Regions from separate parts of the Homo sapiens genome. Here region 2 is linked to region 1. Evidence: read pairs that join two places in POLR2A ChIA-PET (ENCODE). Cell type or tissue: Panc1. All regions are shown on one strand. Links, peaks and the distances in the headings refer to the core of each region. The heading gives the core; the rest is flanking DNA.

The links. ChIA-PET counts read pairs that join two places held together with the same protein. Peaks named below come from ENCODE experiments on the same cell type or tissue, not always from the same donor. Only the 100,000 strongest peaks of a DNase experiment are listed, where the experiment ranks them.
Region 2: POLR2A ChIA-PET joins it to region 1 with 9 read pairs; 8 of 35 experiments call an interaction of 5 or more read pairs at or near these places.

Annotation. Positions count from the first base shown.
Region 1 is chr14:76,916,568-76,931,537 of GRCh38, reverse strand. LOC124903349 (a long non-coding RNA gene) reads left to right here and starts at 2,031. Exons shown (of 2, transcript XR_007064274.1): 1 at 2,031-3,113; 2 at 3,315-3,566. RefSeq lists enhancers at 3,828-4,784, 5,893-6,887, 6,888-7,883, 12,944-13,003, 10,184-13,240 and silencers at 6,298-6,592, 12,415-12,565, 14,058-14,352. In Panc1, for the core only: no CTCF peak of the experiment used is centred there; no DNase peak of the experiment used is centred there; H3K27ac peaks cover 2,925 bases.
Region 2 is chr14:76,977,827-76,992,796 of GRCh38, reverse strand. No RefSeq gene overlaps it. Among named protein-coding and RNA genes, the nearest start is that of LINC01629, 26 kb to the right of the region's middle. RefSeq lists enhancers at 11,652-12,151, 14,244-14,745, 14,693-14,822. In Panc1, for the core only: no CTCF peak of the experiment used is centred there; no DNase peak of the experiment used is centred there; H3K27ac peaks cover 638 bases.

The DNA.
Region 1 (14,970 bases), core at 4,965-8,964:
GGAAAAATCAAAGATGAGGGTAAGGGAGAATCCTGGGTCAAATAGCTCCCCCGCCAAATTCATGTCCAGTTGGAACCCATGAATGTGACCTTATTTGGAAATAGGGTCTTTGCAGATGTAATCAAGTAGAGATGAGGGCATACTTGACTAAGGTGGGCCCTAAATCCAAAGACTGGTGTCCTTTTTTTTGTTTCTTTGAGATGCAGTCTCACTCCACTGTCCAGGCTGGAGTGTAGTGGCATGATGTTGGCTCACTGTAACCTCCACTTCCCAGTTTTAAGTGATCCTCCCACCTCAGCCTCCTGAGTAGCTGAGACTACAGGTGCGTGCCACCATACCCACCTACATTTTTTGTATTTTTAGTAGAAATGGGGTTTCACTATGTTGCCCAGGTTGGTCTCAGACTTCTGACCTCAGGTGATCTGCCTCCACCTTGGCCTCCCAAAGTGCTGGGATTATAGCCGTGAGCCACCGTGCCCAGCCAAGACTGGTATCCTTATAAGCGGAAGGAAACTTGGACACAAATACATGGGGAAGGCTTTGTGAAGATGGAGGCGGAGGTGGGGTGATGGAACACCCAAGATTGCCAGCAAACAGCAGAAGCTAGGAGAGGCAAGGAAGGATTTTTCCCCAGAGCCTTCAGAGAGAGAGAGGGCTCTGCCAACACCTTGATTTCAGACTTCTGGCTTCCAGAACTGTGAGAGAATAAATGTCTGTTGTTTTAAGACACCCGGTTTGTGGTCATTTGTTATGGCAGCCCAGGAAACCAATACACTCTCCCCATCTTCAAAGAAACCAGGCCTCTGCAAGGAGAATGGTAGCACATCCACCTGAGTCAGGTAACATTCAAAACACGGAGGGGCCAGCCGCAGTGGCTCACGCCTGTAATCCCAGCAGTTTGGGCGGCTGAGGCAGGCGGATCACGTGAGGTCAGGAGTTCAAGACCAGCCTGGCCAACATGGCGAAACCCGTCTCTAATAAAAATACAAAAATTAGCCCGGCATGGTGGCGGGCACCTGTAATCCCAGCTACTAGGGAGGCTGAGGCAGGAGAATCACTTGAACCCAGGAGGTGGAGGTTGCAGTGAGCCGAGATCACACCATTGCACTCCAGCCTGGGTGACAGAGCAAGACTCTGTCTCAAAAACAACAACAACAAAAACAAACAAACAAACAAACAAAAAAAACACGGAGGGAAAGGGCAGGCAGATCCTACAGGTGAGGCTTGAAAGAAAGAGTGGAGCCGACCTGGGAGGCCCTTGAAAATGAGCTTCTGACAGTGTAATCACGAAAGGTCTTGACGCAAAGGAGAGAGGGAGGAGCCTGAGAGACAAAGTGGATCATCGCAGGCTGGCAGATGAGCTCAGACTGGGGAAGGACACATTCAAAGCTGGAGGAAGGGCACAGAACCAAGGGCAGGAATAAAGGAGCAGCAGAGACAGCAAGAATAGAACCCGGCACGCTGCAGCCTGCACGGAGCTGAGGCTTGCAGAAAGGGCCAACCGCAAAACAATTTTTTTGAAGGTGGGGGGAAGGGCAAGTAGGGAGCTTGAAAAGTTTTCTAGAAACAGGAAGACCTGCCTGGGGGAGTAAGGGCTAATTTGGCACTCAAGAATGACAGATATACCCAGATGCTATTTGTCATTGATCTTCTCTATAAAGATAATGGGGGGCACACATTTTTTTTTTCATGAAAAGGGTGGCACAAATATTAGCAGAAGGAAATTCAAACCCAATTGCTTTGTTTTGTTTTGTTTTGTTTTGTTTTTGAGACGGAGTCTTGCTCTGTCTCCCAGGCTGGAGTGCAGTGGCGCAATCTCAGCTCACTGCAACCTCCGCCTCCTGGGTTCAAGCGATTCTCCTGCCTCAGCCTCCTCAGTAGCTGGGATTACAGGCATGCGCCACCATACTCGGCTAATTTTTTGTATTTTTAGTAGAGACGGGGTTTCACCGTGTTAGCCAGGATGGTCTGGATCTCCTGACCTCATGATCCGCCCACCTCGGCCTCCCAAAGTGCTGGGATTACAGGTGTGAGCCACCGAGCCTGGCCCTGATTGGGTTTTAATGAGATACTTGTAAGATGATGAGATCCCTGTCATAGGAGGTATTCAAGCAGAGACTGGATGAGCCTTTAATCAGAGGTGTTGTAGAAGAAAGTCCTCTGAGACTTTAGAGCGGACACAACTCCTTGCTCATTGTCAGGCCATCTGACCCTTAGTTATGCTCCAACATAGGGAAGACAAGTGGGGTGGTTGCCTAGAGCTATGCCTGCTCTGCATTGGTGAGGAGGCAGCAAAAAGACAGTCTTGCCACAGGGCCACGGCTCAGACTAGGTAGTACCAGGGAAATCATAACCCTGTGAATATGATGGTTTTCTTGCTGTGAAGGTTTTGTGATGGTAAAAGTACTAACTTAAGTTTTCAGCTTTGTTTTTGTTACCAAGCACTGAATGCAACACGGCATCAACAAATCACCCAACCCTCCCCATTCCATGCCCACCGTCCCATCTTTGGCCTCCCTCCATCCTTGACCTTCTGCCCATCCCTGCCTATTCGCAGTGGCCTTGTGGCTGAGGAGCACAGAGGAGCAAGGCAAGCCCCTCTCCCTGGTGGCAGGGGGAGTCAGGAACGGTTCCCTCCTTTCTCCTTTCCTTCCCTCCTGTGTCTCCCCTCTTTGTTCTCCATTTTTCCCTCTGCCTCTATAGCTGGCAGGATGAGCTGGCTGGGGATGAGCCAGGGCAAGCCCTTGCCACCCCTGTTGTCTGTCTGTCCATCAAAGAGGGGGATGGTGGGATCATTAGGAGGATCTCGAGAGCCCCTTTGCTCCCACAGTGCAGGATGCACACTCCTCCCAGCCATGCCAGACCTGGCTCTCCTCCACTCAGGTTTCCCCAGGAGGCTGGGTCTACTCCTTGTGTGTTGGCTGCAGGTTGGGGAAGAAAACAGAGAAGTGTGCCCTTGGCTGAGGACAAGAATCTGCATGATGTTTTCTTTGACCTTGAGAATGCCTTTTGCTTGCCCTGCAGAGCAGGAGAGGAGCTGGAACTTTCCCGTTTGGCTCTGTCAGCCAAGTGCAGCTTTCAAGTTCTCTAGGGACTGCTGTATTTTCTCATGAGTGAGTCAAATGCTCAATCTGAGGCCTGGGAGACAGGGTGGAGGAGGGGAGTGGGGAAGGGGACACCAGCATCTACCTTCGGTTGGGAGAATTAGGCTGAAGCCTGCCTGGGCTACTGGTATGTGTCCTTAGGCCACCAACACCATTATCATCTCAATAAACAGCATATGCAGTGTGCTGGGTTGATAGCGTTTCTCTCAGGTTCCGACTTCAGATCTCCGGCTCCTCTTTCACTGGACGGATTCCAAATACTACAACTCCCTGTGTGACAGCTGGAGAATCACTGCACCTTTCTGGGCCCCATTGAGTGACAGAAGATCGGAATGGATAGTCACATGCCTGCCCCAGCGTGGAAGGAGAAGAGCCTATACTTCCATCCATTCTGGCCTCTTCCAAGTTCCCCTCATTTTTCTCTCTAAGATCAAATAAATAAACATGTTGTTATTCTTTTTATACATTTAATATATGCTCATGAAAGAAAAGTAGCAAGGGCCAGGTGTGGTGGCGTACACCTGTAATCCCAGCACTTTAGGGGTTGGAGGCGGGTGGATCCCTTGAGGCCAGGAGTTCCAGACCAGCCTGGCCAACATGGTGAAACTCTGTCTCTAATAAAAATACAAAAATTAGCCAGGTGTGGTGGCACACGCCTGTAGTCCCAGCTACTCGGGAGGCTGAGGTGGGAGGGTCACCTGAACCCAGGAGGTTGAGGCTGCAGTGAGCTGAGATCGCACCACTGCACTCCAGCCTGGGCGACAGAGGGAGACTCCGTCCCAGAAAGAAAAGAAGCAAAAAGGCTATAACAAGAGTCACCACCTAGAAAACAATCACTGTTCACATTTTGGAATGTGTTATTTTTTTCTCTCTACCCATTCATTCCTCTGGCAGACACTGATGACTCCTCCGTGACAAGACAGGCAGGGTTCCTCCCTTTCTGGTGCCTACATGTCAGTGGGAAAAATTGTACATAAATCTATATAGCATCTACAGACAAACAAGACAGGGCTCTCTACGGAAGTCCCTTCTCCTCTCTCTCTGTGTCTATTGCCATTGATTTCCTCCCCAAGAATCCTTCCTTTTCTTCTACACATCTATGCTTTGGCAGAAAAGGGCTTAGTATACCATGAGAGGGTGCCAGGGGCCCAGGCCTGGGTGGGCTGCATGCTGGGACTGTGCCCCTGGGGAGGGGAGAAGCAGCCCCGCCCTTGGCAGAAGCGAGATTCATTTGGGTCCTTGTCTAGAGTGCTCAAGGCTGTTAGTGCCCCTGCCTCATGTCAGCAAAGCCTCACTCTGGTGGGTGGAAGGAGAGCCTCTGCAGAAGTCAGGCCCAGAGAAGGGTCTGGTCACCTGGCCAGGTCACAGGAGCCAGGACCTGGTTTGTTCCCATGAGGCTTGGGACCTCTCATGGCCCTTTCTTTGCACCCCAAGTAGTGTGAAGGAGGAGGAGGGTGTGCTCAGGCAGCTGAGGAAGGAAGGGAGAGGCAGAGGAGGGAGGAGAACCAGACTCGTTTCCAAAGCAACCACACATGTGAGCCAGCTGCTGTCACCATGGAAACAAGGGGAGCCTGCTCAGAGGCTGCACTGTCTCAGGGGAGACACAATTTTTGACCAAAAAAAAAAAAAAAAAAAAAAAATATATATATATATCCTTTGATAAAAATAAAGAAAAAATAATGAAAGCCACACTCTCTGGGATTCGGGGGCACTGCAGAGTGAGGTGACAGAGAGGAAGGGGCTGGGCTTTGCAGAGGATGCTGCGGCTTCTGCTGCTGCAGAGAATTGCCGAGTCAGTGTTTTAGAGCCAAAGGGGGCCTCAGAGACCACCCCCCCTTGATGGATGAGAGTGGGTGCTGGGGAGGGAGGCTGGCGGCCCCTGGAGGTCCCAGGGCAGGAAGAATCAGCACAGGGAAACCCAAGGCCCCTGGGAGAAAGGCAGGGTCACGCTGGGTCTGTGGGGCTTTTCTTTTCTTTTTTCTTTTTTCTTTTTTTTGAGACGGAGTCTCTCACTCTGTCGCCAGGCTGAAGTACAGTGGCGGGATCTCGGCTCACTGCAACCTCTGCCTCCCGGGTTCAAGCGATTCTCCTGCCTCAGCCTCCCGAGTAGCTGGGACTTCAGACACCCGCCACCATGCCTGGCTAATTTTTGTATTTTTATTAGAGACAGGGTTTCACCATGTTGGCCAGGATGGTCTCGATCTCCTGACCTCGTGATACACCCGCCTCGGCCTCCCAAAGCTCTGGGATTACAGGCGTGAACCACTGCGCCTGGCCTGGGGGCTGTGCTTTTCATGAGCTGGTGTGTGGAGCCAGGAGGGAGAGAGAGGCAGGCGGGCAGGTGCAAGCCCCTTTAGCTGGGACAGGCGGTCCCGCAAATGTCTTGGCCTCTTTCTTCCTCTCCCTTTGCCCCACCCTTCTGCTAAGCTCAGCCTGCAATGTTCTGGCTGCCTCCCTGGGGACAAAGCTGGGTGAGCCCCCACCAGTTGGGCAGGCCTCAAACTCAGTTTGGTGGGCATGGGACAACAAGAAGTGCTCCTGGCGCACTGGTCCTTGACTAGATATTTGGCCATAAGGAGATGCTCTTGGTAGGAGTCAAGTCAGGAAAGATCAGGAAATACACAGGACAGGAAGGTGGGGGCCTTAACAAATCTTTTTTTTTTTTTTTTTTGAAGGAGTCTCGCTCTGTTGCAAAGGCTGGAGGGAGTGCAGTGGCGTGATCTTGGCTCACCACAACCTCCTCTTCCCAGGTTCAAGTGATTCTCCCCTCAGCCTCCTGAGTAGATTGGGACTGTAGGCATGCACCACCATGCCCAGCTAATTTTTGTATTTTTAGTAGAGACAGGGTTCTACCATGCTGGCCAGGCTGGTTTCGAACTCCTAACCTTATGATCCACCCGCCTTGTCCTCTCAAAGTGGTGGGATTACAGGCGTGAGCCACCGTGCCCGCCCCCATTTCTTTTTTTTAATCACAAGGCTTTCTGAACTGCGGGGTTCTATGCAGTAGAGCTGGGCCTGGACCAGACGGGAGGCCAAGGGTGGACGCCATCCGAGTGTCCTCCGATTTCACTAGAAGAGTCTCTGCTTTTATCTCTTTTATATGCTTTTTTTTCCCTTTCATAAAGCACTTTCCTGAATGTCATCTCATTTGCTTCTCTCATCACCCGTGAGAGGAGATGTCCCCATCCCTTTTGTGAGGATGAAGACACAGCCTCAGAAAGGTTAAGTTCCATGCCCGAGGTCACAGAGCTCCCAATCAGCCAGAACAAGAATCCCAACCCCAGTTCCGGGTGCCGACCCCATTTCACAGGTGGGGGAGACTAGACACGCCCAAAGGTGTGCTTCCCGGGCAGGCAGGATCGTCCCTGGCCTCTCCGAGAAGAGCCCAGAGTTGCAAGGAGACCCTGCCCCACGACAGTGACACAGACTGGCCCAGGTCAAGGGCACATCTGGGGGCAGTGATCTGGCAGCCTCTTTGTCCTGGAGCTCCACCTACTCTTTCCCTAGGGCTTTGTGCAGCCTCAGCTGAGAGCCCTGGAGATGAGGGTGAAGGGAGGGCGGCAGCCACAGGGAGCTGGGCGGGTGGGACTCTGCCAGGGCAACGGGGGGTGGGCAGCAGAGAGGGCGGGCTCCAGCTTGACTCTGCCCTCACCTCTGGGAGGCTGGTGCCTCTTGTCAGCTGCCCTTCCCTCCCCCCATCCCCCAGCCTCTAAGGCAGCGACCACGTGGGTGAGTTGCCATGGAAACTGTGGAGTTCTATTTGAAAGCAATACACGGTGTAATGTGAGATGGCTTGTTGGGGGGTGATGGGGGATGTGATAGGCAGGTGGGGCATCTACACCTGTTTGGCTAAAGTCCTCCCAGCTCATCTCTTTCCACCAAAAACTGTTTGGGGGCCAGGCCACCTTCTTTCCCACAAGATACTCGCCTCCCACAGTCCCACCGCCAACCACCCACTTTCCCCAACCCCGTTTGTAATCTCAGGCAAGAATCCCTAAGCACTGTCCTGACTACCCCCCACCCCAGAGAAGAAGCCATTATCCCTGTGACATAACACTAGGCGGCAAGAAACCAAGGAGGTCATTTTTGCCATACAAGGGACAGGACGGAGCTGCAGGGATTATCTGGATTACAGGGCACCTGTGTGGGAAGGGGGTGGGCAGCACTGGGGGTCCCACTGCTGCAGAGATGAACACGTGAACCCCCTTCTCCCCCTCCCCACCGAGGTTTAACAGCAAGGCCGGCCAGAGTCCGAGGGCTCGCAGGAAGCAGGAAGGCGGAGTCTAAGGAGAGACGGGCTTGCCATGGCCTCAGAATTTCCCTGAGACCCACACCCAGTCCCTTGCTGGTCCTGGCTCACGCCTGGTTTAGGCCCTGCTCTTGGTCTTGCCTGCTGTCACTTTTGCTGTGTCCTCCACTCCCAGTCCCACCCCCAGTCCAAGCGATAGCAGAAGAGTTCTGAATTTTCTCCTCCATTTGGCTGTGTGACTTGGGGTAAATTGCCTAGCCTTTCTGAACTTCACCAGCTTATTCCGTGAAACAGGGACAGGGAAAAAAAAAAAACCTGCCTCATAGAGTTGCTGGGGGATTAAATGAAACAATGTATTCAAAGTGCTTAGCATAGCGCCTGGTGTCAACAAAAATAGAAGTATGATTACTATTATTATCCATCCTTCAACACTCAGAACAAACCCCATCTCCTGCAAGAAGCCTTCCTTTCTCTGAGGGAGGAACTAGGGCTCAGGCGCAGCTGCTGTGTGCCAAGAACTTCGATGCGTTTTCTTACTGCGTCTTCACAACAGCCCCAGGAGGGCGGTGCTGTTTTCATTATCCCCATTTTACAGAGGTGGACACGGCGGCGCAGCGAGCGTCTTGCTCAAGGTTGTTGGCTAGTAAGAAGCAGGTTCAAGGTTCAAACTCAGCCTGTCTGGTTTTAAAGCTGTGTTTTTTCTACCATGATGTGCACCTCATAGATGGTACAAATCCTCCCCCAGCCATTTTCCTTCCAGTTCAAAGCAGGTCATCATTGCTTCTGATTTCTTTCTTGCCTTCTTTTTGCCTTGATTCCCTGCACCAGGGCAAAGAATAAGGAGGTAAGCCGAATGCTCAGGGAGGGTCAGGAACTCAGACATCTCCTGGCTTACTGGAAGCTTATGCAGCAGGGAGCTGGAAGCCAAGCTCGGGTGTTTGTGAGAAGCAGGTGACCCAGGTGGGGAAAGGGTTCCAGGTGCTGGTTGAGGTGGGTTGGACGAGGTGGGCTGGACTCCAACAAACTCTCCCCAAGCCCACTCTGATTTTCTGCTTAGCTCTGGCCTTGGTCTCTAGACCCCAACTTCCCAGACCAGGCCTGGTGAGGGCTTGATGGATGATCTTGACCTGGTTTTGCTTTTTGGGGGGCTTGAACTGTCTCCTTTAAGGAAGAAGAGAGAGATTGAGGGAGAGAGAGTGAGAAGGTTGGGGGAGAAAGGAGAAATAGGAGGGAAGAAGGAGGAGGGAGGAAATGGAGAAGGGGAGGGAAAGACAGCCGGATGGAGAGGGGAGGACAGGGAGGAGGGGAGGGAAGCCAGCCCTGTGTGGTTGTGAGCTCCGAGGCAGAAGAAAGGATGAGAAAGCAAGAAATCAGCTTCAAGGGAAGGACGAAGGGGGAGGGAGCCGACGTTGGTGGGAGAGTGCGAGAAAGAGGAGGAGGGCGAGAGAAAGAGAGCGAGAGAAGGAGAGCGAGCTGGGGGAAGGGAGATGAGAGGGTGGGGAGAGGCCTGGGGAGAGAGAGGAGAACAAAGGCAGAGATTGAGCGCTGCTTTCTCCCGCCACACGCAGAGGCCTCAGTGGGCTCTGAGGGGCTGAATGAACCTGGAGCCAGTCATGACTCAGCCTTGGGGCTCTCCTGCCCCACAGACAAATCCTTTCTGGCTCAGCAGTTTCTACTCTATCGAGTGGGGGGTACCATCCTCCACTGTCCATCCTCCGCTGTCCTCCATCATCCTCCACTGTCCATCCTCTACCATCCTCCACCCTCCATCCTCCACCATCCTCCACTCTCCATCCTCCACCCTCCACCATCCTCCACTCTCCATCCTCCACCCTCCACCTTCCACCCTCCATCCTCCATCCTCCATCCTTCATCCTCCACCCTCCATCCTCCACCATCCTCCACCCTCCATCCTCCACCGTCCTCCACCCTCCATCCTCCACCATCCTCCACCCTTCATCCTCCACTGTCCTCCACCGTCCATCTTCCATCGCCCTCTGCCATTCATCCTCCACCACCCTCTGACATCCATCCTCCACCGTCCTCTACTGTCCACTCCTTTCCTGGGAGGGAGTCTTCCCTGAGGCCCTGATAAAAGCCCCGTCCCCACCTCCCAGGACTTTGTGGCTGGTACCTGCCCTGAGTTCTTCCAGTTGCACTGTCCTGGATAACCCTTCTGGAACCTTCCAAAGAGGCAGAAACTGGTCGCTGTGCTGGAGGAGTGAGGAGTGGGTGTGCATGCAGCCTGAACAATCTCCTTGTCCCCCAGCTGCTGAAGCCTGTCACCTTTCTAAGGAGTTAGTGCCCAGGAACCAGCTTTTCCTTAATAAAAGAACTCAAATGTATTGAGAGCTTAGCAGGAGCTCAGCAAGTTTTATGTTGTATCTCATTTAATCCTTCACAGCAACCCTAATAGGTCATGGCATTCCAGTTTCCAGAAGCATAAATGAGAGTTAAGGAGGTTTGGTTATTTGCCCAAGCTAACATAGCTAATAGGAGGAGGAACGCTGGTGTCTAGCTCTCATCTCCCAGGGCCAGAGGTCGTGGTCCTCCTGGGGTTTGAACCCAAGGCAAGGGCTGAGGCAGGAGAGTATGGGATTAGCTAATGGCTTATGATGGCTTGGGCAAGTCTTGGAAGTCTCTGTACCTCAATTTCCCCATCCAGCATCTCAGTTGCTGTAGGAATGGTGGGAGGGAGAGGTGACCCGAGGAGTCAGGACACAAGGTCAGTAAGGCAGCGTTTGAGGGTGGTGTCTTTTTGCAGGGAAGAAGGCCCCAGGTACCTGGGAAGAAAGCTCTGAAATGGTGTTCCCCTGCCAGCAGCCTTATCAGCATCTTCTGGGAAGACCAGATGGATGGTAATAAGGCCCCGTTTTCATGGGGCTTCCAAGAACCTTTCTCCAAAGCACTTTCATATATGGGTAAACACACACACATGCACACACACACACACACACACACACACGCCATTCTTATCGTTAAAGCCACTTCCCATGCATGTAAAGTCCACCTGACTTCATTTTATATGGCTGGGCTCCCCAGCTGGAGAAGGCCAAGGTCACATAGTTAGCAACAGGGAGAGCAGATACCACCCGGATGCATAGGTAGTGACAAAGTTTCTGTCCTCAAAGCACCTTGTGAGCTCTCAGGGAATCAGTAGGCACACAGCACCCACTCCACACCGGGCCGCAGCCTACCCTCCCCCACCCCCACGGTACCTGGGGGTCATCCTGAAGACCGTATGCATTGCCATGGACTCCCCGGGCACCACCCTGCAGCCTGCCCATGCCCCTCTCCAGCCTGAGCTGCTTCCCTCCCAGCCCAGAGCCCTGGTGAATTCCCCCGTCACCTTCCATCAGGGTTCATGTTAGAGCTCCAGTTTGGAAAAGGACTTCCCCCTCCTCCTCCCCCAACCCCCTGCCCAGATGGCAGTTCCCCTTCCCCAGGGACCAGTGATGCAGCAGCTCGTGTAGCCTGCAGTTGCCATGGTGATAGCCCTCCTTTGGCTTTCCATGGGGTGGGGGATGACAGGGAGGGTGTGAGTGTGGTGAGTGTGTCCCATTTTCCGCTCCAGGTGAGGAGAGCTTATGGAGTGGAATCCTACCCTCCTCGAGTGGGGTCTGCTCCTCCTCCCAGCTGGGACCCAGCCAGCTCAGTGGCATCGCAGCAGCTGGGAAGACTGGAAGACAGACAGGGACACTGGACTGAAGAAAGATGTCCCAGAAGGAGCACTGGAGGTGGGGGGTGGACATGGCCATTGGCACAGTTGCCAAAGGATGGAGGCCGGAACCTGGGGTGGGAGCCAAGGCATCGGGGAGCTGGGAGGAGGGACAGGCTGGAGCCTCAGAGCCTCGGAAGAGACCCGGAAAGGGTGGGCCCCTTATTTCTGCCATCCACCCAAGGAGTCTCCCACTGCGCTTCCCCAGTCAAGAGAAGGCCCCTCTGCTCTTCCAACATGATCTGTAATTTCCGGCAGACATTTGAGGCCCCTGACATCTGCATAATGTGGGCCAGTCTCTTAGCAACGGGGAACAGCTGTCTGGCATTTCCAAGATTAAACTGTAACTATACGCGGTCCTTGCCAGGGGGAGGGGGTGGGGGAAGGGGATAAACACTGCCTCCTGGCATTTTCAAACTCATTTAGCTTTTATTCATTTCCTGCCTCCAGTAAAGAGGCCAGGGATTCGGGCTGGGCTGTTACTGCCCCTGCCACCGCCGCCTGCCACGCCGCTGCCACCACCTCCGCTGCTGAGGTTGCAGATGGCTCTTCCCCCAGATCTGTTTGCATGCGGGTGGGGGAGAGATAGGAGACAGCACTCGCTCTTTTTTTGTTGTTTTTATTTTATTTTATTTTTTGTAAGTGCTGCGATCCTGGCATACTGTGTAGCTGCAGCCCAGGAAGAAAAGCCAGTGTGGCCCATCAGTTAAAGCCTCCAAGTCAGCTCGAAGCTGGATTAATTCCATCAAGCTCCGTGGCTAAAAGCTAGCTGCGTGACCTTGTGCCAAATTCCTTCACCTGCCCACACCTTCACCTCCCTGTCTGTATAAGGACATAATTCTACCCTGAGGTGGCTCTGAAGACTGTGTATGCACTCAGGCAATGGATTCATGATTAATAATTGTGGTTCTCTGCTCCTTTGGTCACCTTCCAGCCGCCATCCTCTGCTAGTGACCTCGGGCTCTGCTACTGGGGCAGAGAGACACAGGCCATTTCTCTGGGAGCTGCCACCTTGAACTCCGGTTCCCTGGGGCCCCAGGCGATGACATTTTTGCCCTGCAGTACTTAACCAGGGCTCAGCAAGCCCTAGCAGGGCCCTCTCTGTGGCTGGCCAGAGGTGTCCTCATCCCCTGGCCTGCTTGGGCCAGGCAGCTCCTGTTTCCCAATTGCTCTGCCAGCTCCTGCCACTTGGCTACAGCGCCTGAACTCGTGAACACGGTGTTTTGGTTTTGCAGCAAGAAGGAAAAATAAAAGGGCGGGTGTGGGGCCCGGACAGGAGGGTGAGAGGGAGAGAGAGGAGGAGGGAAAAACCCTCCAGCCGCCTGTGCTGGCCAGTTCCAGGAATGTGTTCTCGGACATCAGTGCCAAAGCAGTGACCCAGGCGTGGCGGCCAGGCCGGGTCTGGAGGCCTTCCCAGGAGAAGGGAGAGGCCGGCTCAGGCTCCAGGGCTGAGGCTGCCTCGCCTCCCGCCTCCCCCACGACGCCTCTGCTGACTCATCGCTGCCCCAGCTGGCAGGAGCCTTTTCTGGGGATGGCTGTTGCTAAGATTCCTTGGAGATGACTGATTGCTTCTCCTTGAGCTTTGTGAAAACATGTTTGTAGACTGCACGCAAACACACGCATGCACTCCTGGGGGCTTACACGCCTGGCCTGGACACCTGTGCATGCACGTTTATGTGTCCAAATGTGTGTGCACATGGAAGACCAGAACATGCTTCCTGTTCCCATCACCTCCGAGCGCACGTGTATGGACCAGTACACTCCCTACTCCACCCAAAAAGGGGCTGAGACACGCCAGGCTTTCCTGGCAGTAGGGGAAGCTGCCACTGTACGGGCCGCTCTCATCTGAAGGAGTTTCAGGTTGCCTTGAAACATTCTTGGCCTCTGTCCCTCCTGCCTTCTCTGGGTTTTTGGTTTGCTTCATTCTGCTGTAATGATCTAATCTTCCCTTCTCCCCAGGCCTGCCAGGTTTTTGATGTCTGGTGTTTCAGGCACTCAACTGGGAGCTGCTTGAGATCAGGCTGCCTGGCTTGGAAATGACTTGCCAAAGAGGCTCCAGGGAGTCTCAGTGCCTCTGTATCCCCCCCTCCCGCCAGGGGAGGGAGGGGACCAGCAATAGCATTCATGGAGGGGAAGTGCTGGGCCTTTCTCTGGGCTCTGCTGTTGAATGACGTGGGGGATGTTTGTTCCTCCTCTGTGCCCAGCTGAGCCTTGGCTGGGGTGAGGGTGAGGGTGCTCGGTGCTTAGCCTGCAGCCCTGGATGCCCGGCCTCCGGGGCCTTGTAGCCAGAGCTGTGTGTGACCTTGGTCACATTGGGCTCTTATTGCCTTGGTTTCCCCACCTGCTGGGCTGAAATTGGACTCCTTGCCGAGTCTTCCAGGGTTTTAATATGACAGGGCTTGGCAGGCACTTGGGCACCAGGCAAGGTTGTTTGTCACGGGTTCTTGAAGGGGTGGAGGGACAGGCAGGCCCCGTGCCAGCATGGAGCCAACACTCTTCTCTCACTAGCTCTGCTAGGCTCAGGCTCAAGTGTGGCTTCTTTAAATGGACCAACCCTGGGGGCCAGATCCCAGGAGCGCTCTCTGCTGTGATTCTGCAACTGTTGCTAGGAAAGGCTCTATACCTGGCCTCATGGGATGAGCTGTGGCCAGCCTGAATTCAGTGGGGTTGGCAAAGCTCACAGCTGCCACAAGAAAAATATCCCTCTGTGCTCAGGTCCTCATCCTAAATGAGGACAAGGCTGGCTTCAGAATTCCCGCTGCTTTTAACAGGCAATGATATGGGTGGGAACAGGGGTTGGGGGTTGGGAGGTAGAGTGGAAATTAAGAGAGTAAAGCAAATGACAAAAATAAAAGTAAGTGGCACAAAAAAATAGCTCTTTGTGGGAATGTCAGCAGCCTAATGCAAGCTCCCCAAGGCAGGAACGCTCTACTGGATGCATTATTTTGGATAGCACCACAAGAGTCTGGCAAATCGTAAACAGTCTCAAGGCGGGAGAGAACACAGCACTGTGTCCCACGGACACCAGCCTCACCACTCACGACGCATCAGCCTCTTGCCCAAGGCTCCCAGCCCACCCATGCCCCTTGCTCCAGCCTCAGGACAAAGCAGGACACCAAGCAATTTGCCCGCAGTCCTTGTTTTCACCAGGAGGTGGCAAGAACTTCCATATGAACTGCCTGCTGGTCAGGTTTGGGAATTACAAAGTCAGTCAGTAACCACAAAGCCTGTGAGATGGGAATCTCCAAAGGATGGGCTCTGGGCCCTAGCAGAGGTCTCTGAGCTGAAGTGGGCTTGCTGGGATCCACTGGTGAGGATGCAAGCAGAGAATGATCATAAGGACACATCTTTGTTGAGCTTTTAGTGCGTGCCAGGCACCTTGCTAAGTTGTTGCATGTATCCATCCATTGGATTCTTACAACCACCCTCTGAAGGAGGAAGTACCATGACCTGTATTTTCCACGTGGGAAAACTGAGGTGCAGCGATGTTAAGAAGGAGCTGGTCAGTAGAAATTTGTCTCCAGGCTGGGCGTGGTGGCTCATGCCTGTAATCCTAGCACTTTGGGAGGCCGAGGCGGGGGGATCACGAGGTCAGGAGTTTGAGACCAGCCTGGCCAATACAGTGGAACCCTGTCTCTACTAAAAATACAAAAAATTAGCTGGGCGTGGTGGCAGGTGCCTGTAATCCCAGCTGCTTGGGAGGCTGAGGCAGGAGAATCGCTTGAAGCCGGGAGGCGGAGGTTGCAGTGAGTTGAGATTGCACCACTGCACACCAGCTCGGGCGACAGTGCGAGACTCCATCTCAAAAAAAAAAAAAAGAAAAAGAAAAAGAAATTTGTCTCCAGAGCCTAACCCTTAGACACTTCCCATCATTGCTCCCTGATGATCATCATGCACGC
Region 2 (14,970 bases), core at 4,174-8,173, 62 kb before region 1:
CGAGACTCAGTCTCAAAAAATAAAAATAAATAAATAAAATAAAATAAATAAAGTGGCACCCCCAATCCATGTCCATCCTATCACTCCGACTTAGTTCCTCCCCAGCACTAGGTCCCTTAGGTCTGAAGCTGGCACTGAGATGGAGTTAGGAGTGCATAGGGCTCAGTGGGGAGTGGCCCCTATGACATGAACAGGGAGGATGCCGGATTGGGTAGGGGAGCAATCAGACCATGGTGCAGATCTGACAAGGTCTCTGCTGGCCCAACAGGAGGAGTCCTGAGTTAAGTAGAAATGGCTGGACTCTGTATAATAGTCTGGCTCAATCAGGGACTGGAACCATCCACTCAAATAAAAAGGGGAGTCACAGACTGAGAGAAAATATTCAAAAGACATATTTGATAAAGGACTGTCATCCGAGATAGACACAGAACTTGGGCCAGATGCAGTAGCTCACACCTGTAATCTCAGCACTTTGGAAGGCTGAGGCGGGAGGATTGCTTGAGCCCAGGAGTTGGAGACCAGCCTGGGTAACAGTGAGACCCTTTGTCTACAAAAAATTTTAAAAATTAGCTGGGTATGGTGGCGCTGGCCTGTAGTACCAGCTACTTGAAAGCTGAGACAGGAGGATCACTTGAGCGGGGGAGGTCGAGGCTGCAGTGAGCCAGGGTTTTACTACTGCACTCGAGCCTGGGTGACAGTGACACCCTGGCTCAAAAAAAAAATAAAATTATATATACACACAATGAACTCTTAAAACTTAACAATAAGAAAACAAACAACCAGATTTAAAAAATGAGCAAAAGACCCAAAGAAGATACCTTACTAAAGGAGATATATAGATAGCAAGTAAGCATATGAAAAGATGTTCAACATCATATATCTTTTTTTTTTTTTTTTTTAGATGGAGTTTTGCTCTCTCACCCAGGTTGGAGTGCAATGGCACGATCTTGGCTCACTGCAACCTCTGCCTCCTGGGTTCAAGCGATTCTCCTGCCTCGGCCTTGTAAGTAGCTGGAATTACAGGCACCCGCCATCATGCCTGGCTAATTTTTTGTAGAGACAGGGTTTTACCATCTTGGCCAGGCTGGTCTTGAACTCCTGACCTCTGGTGATCCGCCCGCCTTGGCCTCCCGAAGTGCTGGGATTACAGGTGTGAGCCACCACACCCAGCAACGTCATATATCTTTAGGGAAGTGCAAATTAAAACAACACTGGGATTCTACCACACATCTGTTAGAATATCCACAATCCAGGACACTGACAGCACCAAATGCTGGTGAAGATGTGGAGCAACAGGAACTCTCACTCATTGCAGTGGGAATGCAAAATGGTACATTTGAAGACAGTGTGGCAATTCCTTTCTCTTTTTTTCTTGAGACAGGGTCTCACTCTGTTGCCCAGGTTGGAGTGCAGTGGCACGATCTCAGCCCACTGCAACCTCCATCTCCTGGGTTCAAGTGATTCTCCTGCCTCAGCCTCCCTAGTAGCTGGGATTACAGGCACGCACCACAGCACCTGGCTAATTTTTGTATTTTTAGTAGAGGTGGGGTTTCACTATATTGGCCAGGCTGGTCTCAAATTCCTGACCTCAAGTGATCCACCCACCTCAGCCTCCCAAAGTGCTGGGATTACAGGTGTGAGCCACCACACCCAGCCTCAAGTTCGGCAATTTCTTTCTTTCTTTTTTTTTTTTTTTTTGAGATGGAGTTTTGCTGTTGTTGCCCAGGCTAGAGTGCAATGGCATGATCTTGGCTCACCGCAACCTCCACCTCCCGGGTTCAAGCAGTTCTCCTGCCTCAGCCTCCCGAGTAGCTGGGATTACAGGCATGCACCACCACCCCGGCTAATTTTGTATTTTTAGCTGAGACAGGGTTTCTCCATGTTGGTTAGGCTGGTCTTGAACTCCCAACCTCAGGTGATCCACCCGCCTTGGCCTCCCAAAGTGCTGGGATTACAGGTGTGAACCATTGCGCCCGGCTAGGTTCAGCAATTTCTTACAAAACTAAACATACTTTTACTATATGATCTGGCAATCATGCTCCTTGGTAGTTACTCAAATAAACTTAAGTTCACACAAAAACCAGCACACGAATGCTTATAGCAGCTTTATTAATAATTGACAAAACTTGGATGCAACCAAGATATCCTTCAGTAGGTGAATGAGTGAATGAACTGTGGGACATCCAGACAATAGGATATTATTTGGGGCCAAAAAGAATTTCACTACCAAGTTATGAAAAAACATGGAGAAATCTTAAAAGCATATTGCTAGTCTGGGCATGATGTCTCACACCTGTAATTCCAGCACTTTGGGAGGCCAAGGCAGGAGGATTGCTAGAGCCCAGGAATTCTAGGCTGTATATGATTGTGCCACTGTACTTCACCCTGGGTGACAGAGAAGAAAGAAAGAGAAAGAAAAGAAAGAGAGAGAGAAAGAGAAAAAGAAAGAGAAAGAAAAGAAAAGAAAGAGAGAGAGAGGAAGGAAGGGAGAGAGAGAAAGGAGGGATGGAGGGAGGGAAGGAAAGAATGGAGAGAGAAAGAGAGGAGGAGAGGAAGAGAGAGAAAGAGAGAGAAAGGAGAAGAGGAAGAGAGTGAGAAAGAAAGAAAAAAGAGAAAGAAAGAGAGAAAGAAAGAAGCATATTATTAAGTGAAAGAGGCCAATCTCTTTTTTGAGATGGAGTGTAGCTCTGTTGCCCAGGCTGGAGTGCAGTGGCATGATCTCGGCTCACTGCAACCTCCACCTCCCAGGTTCAAGCGATTCTCCTGCCTCAGCCTCCCTAGTAGCTGGGATTACAAGCGCCCGCCACCACGCCCGGCTAATTTTTGTGTTTTTAGTAGAGACAGGGTTTCACAGTGTTGGCCAGGCTGGTCTCGAACTCCTGACCTTGTGATCTGCCCGCCTCGGCCTCCCAAAGTGCTGGGATTACAAGCATGAGCCACCGAGCCTGGCCAGGCCAAAGAAGCCAATCTTAAAAGGCTACCTACTGAATGATTCCAACTATATGACATTCTGGAAAAGGCAAAACTATGGAGACAGCAAAAAGATCAGTTAGAGCAATGAAACTATTCTGTAGGATACTATGATGATGGATACAAGCCATTGTACATTTGTCCAAACACATACAATGTACTACACCAAGAGTGAACCCCAATGTAAACTATGGACCTCACTGATGATGATGCATCCGTGTAGGTTCACAAATCATAACAAATGCACCCCTCTGGTCAGGGATGTTGATAATGGCATGGTGGAGGCGATGCACGTGTGGGGACAGGGGGTATATAGGAAATCCATGTACTTTCTTCTTAATTTTGCCAGATTGCTCTAAAAGATGAAGTCCATTAAAAAAAAAAAAAAAAGAGGCTGGGCTGGGCACAGTGGCTCACGCCTGTAATCCCAATACTTTGGGAGGCCAAGGCGGGCAGATCACCTGAGGTCGGGAGTTCAAGACTCACCTGACCAACACGGAGAAACCCCATCTGTACTAAAAATACAAAATTAGCTGGGCATGGTGGTGCGTGCCTGTAATCCCAGCTACTCGGGAGGCTGAGGCAGGAGAATCGCTTAAATCCAGGAGGCGGAGGTTGTGGTGAGCCAAGATCATGCTGTTCCACTGCAGTCTGGGCAACAAGAGTGAAACTCCGTCTCAAAAAAAAAAAAAAAAAAAAAAAAAAAAGAGGTCAGGCACAGTGGCTCATGCCTGTAATCCCAGCACTTTGGGAGGCCGAAATGGGTGGATCGCTTGAAGCCAGGAGTTTGACGCTAGCCTGAGCAACATGGCAAAGCCCCGCCTCTACAAGAAATACAAACATTAGCCGGGCATGGTGCTGTATGCCTATAGTCCCAGCTACCTGGGAGGCTGAGGTGGGAGGATGGCTTGAGCCCAGGAGGCAGAGGTTGCAGTGAGCAGAGATTGTGTCACTGCATTCCAGCCTGGGTGACAGAGAGAGACCCTGTCTCAAAAATAAAATAAATTCAATTAAAAAATAAAAGAAAGGCCGGGCGCGGTGGCTCACACCTGTAATCCCAGCACTTTGGGAGGCAGAGGCGGGCGGATCACGAGGTCAGGAGATCAAGACCATCCTGGCTAACACAGTGAAACCCCGTCTCTACTAAAAATACAAAAAAATTAGCTGGGCATGGTGGCGGGCGCCTGTAGTCCCAGCTACTCGGGAGGCTGAGGCAGGAGAATGGCCTGAATCCGGGAGGCGGAGCTTGCAGTGAGCCGAGATTGTGCCACTGCACTCCAGCCTGGGCGACAGAGAGAGACTCCGTCTCAAAAAAAAAATAAATAAATAAAATAAAAGAAATAAAAGAAAAGAAAAGAAGAGAAGGGAAGAGAAAAGAAAAAAGAAAAGAAAAGCTTATATTCCTTCAGGACTCCCTTTCCTTCTCTCCTCACGGACATTCTTCTGCTGCCCAGGTGTTGTGACTTCCCCTCAGGGGAATGTGTTTGCTAGGTCTGCCTGTCCTTTTCTCCTCTGGATTGGCTGAATCCTATGTTAACAATTTTCCAGTTTAGGGGCTGGCCTGGCTGGAAGCTCCTGGATCTCTGTGGCTCCTCTGCCCTCCCTGCAGCTCTCTACCCTACCTTCCTGTGGCCCACTGTCCTTCTGGAAAGAATTTCATAAACAAATGACAGCCACTGTAAGCCCTGTCCTGGTATAAATATGTACCCTGACACCCAACTGGGGAGATGGAAATTCAAGATTGGTGAGAGAAGAAGAAAATCCTGAGTAACTCATTAGCACCACCTCCAACCAAGCTTAATCTTGCCTCCTTTGGTGTCAGACAGCGGCAAGACGAAAAACATCTTCCCTCCTCGCCCTCCAGGGATGAAGCTGTCACACAGAACAGACTTGAGGGGGGCCCACCAACTGTGCGCCCCACTTCCATTTCCCAGGTCTTGATTAAGACTTTTAAAGGCAGTTAGCTCTGAAAAGATTAGGGCATCTCCACCCCCATGAATAGTACAAAATGAAATCAATATTAAGCCACAAAATAAGTGTGAGGAAGCCCTTCAACATTTTGAATTTTCCCATGATGACAGCTTTGAAGTTGTTTATTTTTTGAAATATCAAATATGAAATTCTTGGTTTTCTTTTTTTGAGATGGAGTCTTGCTCTGTTGCCCAGGCTGGAGTGCAGTGGCGCGATCTCGGCTCATAGCAAGCTCTGCCTCCCGGGTTCACACCATTCTCCTGCCTCAGTCTCCTGAGTAGCTGGGACTACAGGCGCCCGCCACCACGCCCGGCTAATTTTTGTATTTTTTTTTTTAGAGACGGGGTTTCACCGTGTTAGCCAGGATGGTCTCGATCTCCTGACCTCGTGATCCGCCCGCCTCGGCCTCCCAAAGTGCTGCGATTACAGGCGTGAGCCACCGCACCCGACCTCAATATGAAATTGTTTTTTTTTTTTTTTTTTTGAGGCGGAGTCTGGCTCTGTCGCCCAGGCTGGAGTGCAGTGGCGAGATCTCAGCTCACTGCAAGCTCCGCCTCCCGGGTTCACTCCATTCTCCTGCCTCAGCCTCCCGAGTAGCTGGGACTACAGGCGCCCGCCACTACGCCCGGCTAATTTTTTGTATTTTTAGTAGAGACGGGGTTTCACTATGTTAGCCAGGATGATCTCCATCTCCTGACCTTGTGATCTGCCCACCTCGGCCTCCCAAAGTGCTGGGATTACAGGCGTGAGCCACCGTACCCAGCCAATATGAAATTCTTAAATGATTTTCTCCTTCGCTGGCTTCCTTCCTGTGGGTTTTGTTTGCATGTTGCTCTTATCTGTGATCAGCCCTCACCCCCAGCTGGCCTTCCTGCCTCCACCAGGCCTGCCCTGGTGCTGGACGTGAGGAGGGTGGTTCTAGGGCTGAGCTTGAGGACCCCAGGGGGTCCTTTCATGGAAACTGGCCTGGCGTGCAGAGGGGAGGGTCGCAGAGTCAAGTCCCCTCTCACCAAGGTTAGTGGGCTTGCTGAATAGTCCAGGGTATACCAGCTTAGGGCTGATCAGGGCTGAGCTGAGCAGGGAGGGCAGAGTCCTGGGTGGCTATCAAACTTGAATCAAATCAACAGACAGCTACTGCGGTCCATGTTGTAGGCAAAAAACAAGTTGGCTTGGACGGGAAGGCCAGTACTGGGGTCTTATTATCTGGTGGCCTTGGGCTCTTCTGACCTGTGGGTGGCTCAGATGGTGGAACAGAATGGTCAAGAACCCACTTGGATGCTGCCCATCAGCTCAGGTACATTACTGTCTATAAGGACAGGAGGATCACCCGCATTACAAATAGGCAAACTGAAGCCAGGGCCCATGCCCAGTGATGGAAGAGCTGGATCTGTCTGTCTGGCTCGGTCTGGAGATTTTGCTCACAGTAAGCCTCCAGGGTCCAGAGCCTGGGGCTCCTCACTCATGAGTTTTATCATTGTCTGGCACCTTCTGTTGCTGGAGGGAGAGGTGAGAGGCCTACAGGCATTTTTGTCCTGTCTGCATATTTGGTCCACTATGTGTTGGGCGTTCGCAAATCTGTTACCTCATCCAGGCTGCATCCCTGCAAAGTGGGGAGTGTGGGCCCCATTTTACAGATGAACTCAGCAAAGGAGAGGGACTTGCCCAAGGTGGGGCATATGGTGGGGACTTCTGGCCCCCTGGAAGGGAATCTCCACGGATGCAGAGTCTGTCTGGCTCCCAGCTATAACCCCAGGCCACAGCCCCCAGCACAGCCATCAGTGCATTGTCAGCAAGCAATACATATCTGGTGAATGAGTAAGTCAGTGAATAGTGAATGATTGCTTGATTCCGTTTGGCCCCAAATCTTTGCCCTTTCCTGGTTTTCACCTAGTCTGGGGAGCTGCAGCTGAAAGCAGAATCCCTGGGCCTTCCTGGTGGAAAAGTCTCCCTGGGCTGTGCTGGTGAGAGCCCCTGGGTGAGAGGCCTTAGCAGTGCCAAGGCCTCCCAGCTTCTGCCTGCTCAGGGAACCCCTGCCCTCACCCCTGCCTGCCGCAGCCATCCCTAGTGGCCACATATAGTCCCAGAAGATGCAGGGAGGGTTTCGCTGCAGAATAAACATATAGGCTGTACATCCAGTGATTCAGAAGATCCTACTGTGCTGGCCTCCCTCTTCCCCAAACCATGCTGTTGCCATAGCAACAGTTGCCAAACTAGAGCTTGCTGAGGGCATCCCAATTAACCCCTTCCTGGTGCACAGGGCCCTCAGTACACCTGTCCACATGGCCTGGATGCCCACAGCACTGATGCCCAGGCTGAGAGACAATGGCACAGGGGCAACTTGTGCCAGACAGAGGCAGGGTGGTATTGTGGGCAGAAATGCAGGCTTTGGCGGTCAAAGGGCCTGAGTTGAATCTCTGCATCAGCTATGCGAACTTGGATACTCCAAGAAAACTTTCAAGCCTCAGTTGCAATATGGACCTAATACTGTGTCCACTCACAGAGCTGTTCTAACAGTAGGCTGGATAAAGAATGCATCATAATGTCCAGTGGAATACGTGGCATGCGGTTAATGCTCGTGACTTTGGGCTGGGTTCATGCTCTCTGCATAGGAGGAGCTGGCCAGCATGCTGTGTGTACATATCCAGTCCACTTCTGTTATGCGGGGCCCCAGGGCATGTTAGGGGTGGGCACATAGTTACAGGCATACAGAACAGGGATTCATCTGGGAAAAAGGAAGCCGGTAGCCTCTCAAGCTGTACCAGGCCTGGAGATTGCCCTGGGAGAGCTCTCTCAAACAGCCCATTCATTCCACCTTGAACTCAACCCTCTCAAGGCCCCACTGGGCTCTGGGACTCCCAGAGTGAGAGGTTTGACTAGAAACCAAGAGGGGTAGGAGGAAGCTGATGGAGGAGGGGGTGGGTCTGTGGGTCTCTGGTGTGCAGAGGGGAGGGCTGCAGAGTCAAGTCCCCTCTCCAAAACGTTAGTGGGCTTGCTTAATAGTCCAGGGCATACCAGCTTAGGGCTGATCAGGGCTGAGTTAAGCAGGGAGGGCAGAGTCCTGGGTGGATGTCAAACTTGGACTTCCTCACACTTATTTTGTGGCTTACGAATACGTCTGAGGGGGTGCGGGTGGGGAGGACAGAAAATGAGGCTGTGCTGGAAGCTCTGGACTCACCTGGTGGCCTGTGGCCATGGCCCCCACCCCACCCCCGCCCCCTGTTAACACCAGTTGAGCAAAGGGACCCTGGGGAAAGCGACAGCAGAGAGTAGACCAGAAAAGGCAGTATTAGTGGCCACTGTTGATTGAGAGTCAGCCAGGGGCCAGAGCGATAACGCAAATAAGGCCACATTCCCTCCACCCACTGCTTAAAGCACTCTGATGGCTTCTCCCTGAGGGACCCAAACCCTCAGCTGTGGCTTACAGAGCCTCTGTCCTGGCCCCAGCCCACCTCTCTGCTCACTTTGCACTTCTCTGTTCCAAGCTGCTCTGCTCCCAGTCACTCAGACTGCTTTGTTTGTGTTGTTGTTTTTCAAATGAATTGCTTCTTTCAGCCTCAGCCTTCTGCACAGTCAAGGCAGGTGCCTCTACCTGAAATGCTCACGTACTCTTTCCCCAGTTCATTTACTGCATCTCATCAGTTACAAGATGTGCCATAGAAAAAAACCCTAACTTTTTATTTGAAATAAGTTCAGACTGAATAAAAGTTGCAAAAAATAGTACAAATAATCTTCATATTCTGTTTTACTCTGATTCCCCAAATGTTAGCTTTCTACCGTGTTTGCATTTGTACTGGTGTGATGAACACTAGAGCTATCTCTGTGCATCTCCTTCCCAACTCCCTCTTCAGTGACTTCATGGCGCCAGCTTTAAATTGGCCACAGAGAGTATTTACACCACAGAAATTGGTATCAGGGCTTTTTTGCCCTGAGAGAGTTGGTTGTTAAACATTTTCAGCATACCACCATTTTATCAATCTCTCTCTTTTATCTTTTTAAAACCTTTTTAAAATCAAATTCCCTCTGTCTCTTTTTTTTTTTTTTTTTTGAGACGGAGTCTTGCTCTGTCGCCAGGCTGGAGTGCGGTGGCGTGATCTCGGCTCACTGCAACCTCCATCTCCCAGGTTCAAGCGATTCTCCTGCCTCAGCCTCCCGAGTAGCTGGGACTACAGGCATGTACCACCACACCCAGCTAATTTTTTTTTTTTTTGTATTTTTAGTAGAGAGGGGGTTTCACCATGTTGGCCAGAATGGTCTCGATTTCTTGACCTCTTGATCCGCCTGCCTCGGCTTCCCAAAGTGCTGGGATTACAGGTGTGAGCCACCGCACCCAGCTCAAATTCCCTCTTTATATGTACAGTGTGTGTGTGTGTTCACTCATTCTTTTTATTTTTTTGTCTGAGGTGGAGTCTCGCTCTGTCTCCCAGGTTGGAGTGCAGTGGTGTGATCTCAGCTCACTGCAACATCCACCTACCAGGTTCAAGTGATTCTCCTGCCTCAGCCTCCCCAGTAGCTGGGACTATAGGCGCACATCACCACGCCTGGCTAATTTTTGTATTTTTAGTAGAGACGAGGTTTCACCATGTTGACCAGGCTGGTCTCGAACTCCTGACCTCAGGTGATCTGCCCACCTCAGCCTCCCAAAGTTCTGGGATTACAGGAGTGAGCCACCTCACCTGGCCTCTTTTTCTTTCCTTTTTTTTTTTTTTTCTGAACTGCTTGAGAGTAGGTGACAGATAAGTGTACCTTTATCCCTAAATACTTTGATACATTCTTCTTCAAAACAAGGACATTCTTTTATATAATAACCACAGTACATTTATTGAAATCAGAAAATTAGCATGGCTACATACAGTTCTATTGTCTGATGTACAGACCTTATTCAACCATCTCCAACCATCCTGCTAATATCCTTTACAGCAAAAGAAGAAAAATATTGGGCACAGTGGAAAACACCTGTAATCTCAGCACTTTGGGAGGCTGAGGCGGAAGGATTGTTCGAGCCTAGGAGTTCAAGACCAGCCTGGACAATATAGTGAGACCCTATCTCTACACACACACACACACACACACACACACACAAGCCAAGTGTGGTGGTGCACACCTGTAGTTCCAGCTTCTTGGGAGGCTGAGGTGGGAGGATCACTTGAACCCAGGAGGTTGAGGCTTCCGTAAGCCTGAATTTCCCACCTCAGGCTTCTAAGTAGCTGGGACTACAGGTGTGCACCATCAGGCCCAGCTAATTTTTGTATTTTTTTGTAGAGACAGGGTTTTGCCCTGTTATTCAGGATGGTCTCAAACTCCTGGGCTTAAGCGATCTGCCCGCCTCAGCCTCCTGAAGTGCTGGGATTACAGGCACACATTGCTACACCTGCCTATTTAATTTTATTTTTTATTTATATATTTTTTAGAGATAAGGTCTCACTATGTTGCCCAGGCTAGAGTGCAGTGGCTATTCACAGGTGTGATCATAGTGCACTACAGCCTCGAACTCCTGACCTCAGCAATCTTTCTGTCTCAGCCTCCTGAATAGCTGGGACTACAGGCACGCACCCCTGTACCTGGCTTTATTATTTTATTTTATTTTATTTTAGCACCTTCTCACTTTCTGGCACAAGATGTTCCAGGATCACTTGTATTTTCCCTGAGCCAACCTCAGGGAATTAGCTATTCTCCAAAGTCCCCTAGTTCCTTTTAGTGGAGAATGGCATTTGGAAACCAAGATTTGGGAGCTAGGGTGCTCCCTGCTCCTGGGGAAGATGCACCCTTTACATTTCTGACCACAGGATGCATTTTAGAGATGATGTCTTACAATCCCCCAGCTTGGCATTTGCCTCTTCTCCTTCTGGCCACCCCAAAAACTGAGCCCAGTAGTGACTGCTCAGCCAGGACCCCTTCCCCACACTTCTCCCCAGGCCGGTCCACATAACCCCTTTGTCCTACCTCTTCTTTCCACTGAGTCAGAGCCCAGGAGCCTACCAACCACAAACTCAGGAATTTTATACCCAGCAAAGCTTGCTGCAGGGCAAGGTAGATTTCTCTTGGATTCTACCCTATTCTGATCTCTGCCACTACACATCCTTCTTTGTTTTAAATTAGGTGGGAGAGAGAAAACTCCTCTGGGGCTGCAGAAGGTCAAAAGAGCTCTTTCAGTAAGCACAAAATAACATTTCTAAGGTTAATTGGCTGAATTTTTGTCTCAGTGTTATCTAAAATAATAGTGTGGATGATCAATAGAGTCTTAGATTCGATGAAATAGATTGCACCCAGTTATCCTTCAAAACTGAGCTCACACCACTACTCCTGAGTACTTTTCCTCTGTGTCCCTCAACACAATCAGTAACATGGATTTGGGGGTCACTGTTGGTCCATATCTCTCTGAGTGCCTTGCAAGTGGACTCACCTCTGTGTCTATCATGTTATCATATCTGTATCCTCAATGTGAGGTGCAGTTAGGCACTCAATAAGGATTTGTGGAATAAATGGCTGGATTAATTTAATCTTCTCAACAAGCCTGCAAGCACAGATGACGTTTTCTACTTTACGGGTGGAGAAACTGAGGCTCCTAGAGCCAAAGTTTGTTCAATATTACTTCGCCAGTAAATGGTAGACTCCAGATGCAAACCCAGGTGTGTCAGATTCCTATGTCTGTACAAAGTGTGTCAGTGGAGGAAATGATTTTCGTGAAGAATTGAATTCTTATTCCCATGATGAGGTTGGTCCCCAGAGTGTATAAATTCCTAGAAATTGGGGCAGCACAAATAAGGCTGGGCGCGTTGGCTCATGCCTGTAATCCCAGCACTTTGGGAGGCTGAGGCAGGTAGATCACTTGAGGTCAGGAGTTTGAGACCAGCCTGACCAACACGGTGAAACCCCGTCTCTACTAAATACAAAAAATTAGGCGGGCGTGGTGGCACATACCTGTAATCCCAGCTACTCAGGAGGCTGAGGCAGGAGAATCGCTTGAACCCGGGAGGCGGAGGTTGCAATGAGCTGAGATCACGTCATTGCACACCAGCCTGGGCAACAAGAGCAAAACTCCTTCTTAAAAAAAAAAAAAAGATGCAAGAAAGGACACAGAAGAGAGGGGCTGGTGCTGCAAAACCAGTTTCCACAGGTGGCCACAGTCACTCAGCTCATACTGCCACTAGGTTGGCCTGGGTTGCCCTGCCCCTCTATGGGAGGGCCAGGCAGAGGCATGGGTAAAGGGCAAGCAACCTGGCTGGGCCTGCCTGACCCCAGGCATGGGCCTTGGCCCCTTGTGCTGCCCGACTAGCCCTGGCCTGTGAAGGGAACTTCCACACAGACAGGCACTTTTGGAAATAATTTGAGAGGCATTAAGAAGATCATCTCGATTTCTTGATTATATGCTAAATAAGGGGTGAATAATTCATGAGTGGGGATTTCCTGGGACTAAGGGTCCCTCCCCTGTTTAGACCATATAGGGTAACTTCCTGACCTGACGCTGCCATGGCATTTGTAAACTGTTACGGGGCTGGTGGAAGTGTCTTTTAGCATACTAATACATTATAATTAGTGTATAATGAGCAGTGAGGATGGCCAGAGGTCACTTTGGTCACCATCTTGGTTTTGGTGAGTTTTAGCCAGCTTCTTTGCCACATCGTGTTTTATCAGGAGGGTCTTTGTGAACTGTTTCTTGTTCTGACCTCCTGTCTCATCCTGTCACTAAGAATGCCTAACCTGGGCCTGACGTGGTGGCTCATGCCTGTAATCCCAGCACTTTGGGAGGCTGAGGCATTGGATCACCTGAGGTCAGCTTGACCAACGTGGTTAAACCCCTCCTCTACTAAATACAAAAAATTAGCCAGGTGTGGTGGCACATGCCTGTAATCCCAGCTACTTGGGAGGCCAAGGCAGGAGAATCGCTTGAACCTGGGACGCGGAGGTTGCAGTGAGCCAAGATTGCACCATTGCACTCCAGTCTGGGTGACAAGAGTGAAACGCCATCTCAGAAAAGGAAGACCATCTCCTCTTCTAAGCAGATTTCTGTCCTAGAAATACCACAAATTATAATAACCACTCAACACTTATATACACTGACTAGGTGCCAAGTACTCACTTAATCTTCACGACAGCCCTGTGAGGTTGGGGTTATTTCCCTATTTTACAGATGAGGGTGCTGAGACACAAAGAGCAACTTGCCCAAGGTCATGATCTGGAATGTGAACTTCTTTGTTGTTTTGTTTTGTTTTGTTTTGTTTGAGACAGGGTCTTGCTTTTATTCCCAGGTTGGTGTACAGTGGTGCAATCATGGCTCACTGCAGCCTCGACCTCCTGGGCTCAGGTGATCCTCCCACCTCAGCCTCCTGAGTGTCTGGAACCACAGGCTCGAAGCAAGACTGCCAGCTAATTTTTTTTTTTGTTTTATTTTGTTTTGTTTTGTTTTGAGATGGAGTCTCGCTCTGTCGCCCAGGCTAGAGTGCAGTGGCGTGATCTCGGCTCACTCCAAGCTCCGCCTCGTGGGTTCACGCCATTCTTCTGCCTCAGCCTCCTGAGTAGCTGGGACTACAGGCGCCGCCACCACACCTGGCTAATTTTTTGTATTTTTAGTAGAGATGGGGTTTCACCGTGTTAGCCAGGATGGTCTCGATCTCCTGACCTCGTGATCCGCCCACCTAAGCCTCCCAAAGTGCTGGGATTACAGGCATGAGCCACCACACCCGGTTTTTTTTTTTTTTTTTTTTTTTTTTTTAGAGACAGAGTCTTGCTCTGTTGCCCAGGCTGGTTTCAAACTCCTGGCCTCAAGCAATTCTCCTGCCTCGGCCTCCCAAAGTGCTGGGACTCCAGGCGTGAGCCACCGTGCCCAGGCAAGGAATCTGATCTTGAACCAAGATCGTGCCATTGTACTCCAGCCTGGACGACAGAGCAAGACTCTGTCTCAATAAATAAATAAATAAATAAATAAATAAAGACGGGATGGCTTTAGGCCAGGCATGTTGGCTCATGCCTGTAATCCCAGCAAATTTGGGAGGCAGAGGCGGGAGGATCACTTGAGGCCAGGAGTTTGAGACCACCCTGGGCAACATAGGGAGAGCTCGTCTCTACAAAAAAATAGATAAAACAAAACAAAACAAAACAAAAAACTAGCTGTGGCAGCATGTGCCCCTAGTCCCAGCTACTCAGGAGGCTGAGGAAGGAGGATTGTTTAAGCCTGGGAGGTCGAGGCTACAGTGAACCATGATTGTGCCATTGTACTCCAGCCTGAGCAACAGAGTGAGACCTCGTTTCAAAAAAAAAAAAAAACAAAACAAAAAACAAAAAACAGATGGCTTCAGAGGAAGCTGATCATTACCAGACACTGAATCTGCCGACACGTTGACTGTGGACTTCCCAGAACCATGAGAAATCTATTTCTGTTGTTTATAAGCCAGCCATTTTATAAAATACCATTTTATGGTATTTTATTATAGCAGCCCAAATGAACTAAGACCGGGCATCATTATCACCTGGCCATCTATCTCTTATTGGGGTGGAGACACCAGTAGCACTGTCCAGTGCTACTCAGTGGAGAGTGACAGTTTGCTTTCCTTCCATGTGTCCTGTCTACACATCCACAGGAGGTGTGGCTGCTAGAGGGGTGAGGGTGAGCTGAGGGGCTGAGGCTGGCTCCTAGCAGGAAAGGGCTGACCTGCTTGTTGAGTCGGAGCCTCTGACATCAGAGCCCTGCCTCCCTCCCACCTCCACCCACACAACTTACACAAGCTCCTCTCCCCGGGCCACCCCAGACCTAAGCTCAGCGTGATGACGACGCAGTCACGGGTTTGCCTCTGAAATTCCCCTCCAGGAGAGCAGTGGCGGGCCTGTGCACGGCCTACCCCTTACATGGCTGCTGATGGAGGAAGCTGATGAGGGTGGGGAGGGGACGGGCAGTGAAGGACGGGGGAGGTTATAGGAGAAAGAAAGAGGAAGAGGAGGAGGAGGCATGGGCTGGTGGAGATAGGGTAGGGTGGTTGAACTGGATACACTGTCTGGATACACTGTCCAGATTTGGGCTCAGCCTTCAGGCAGGAC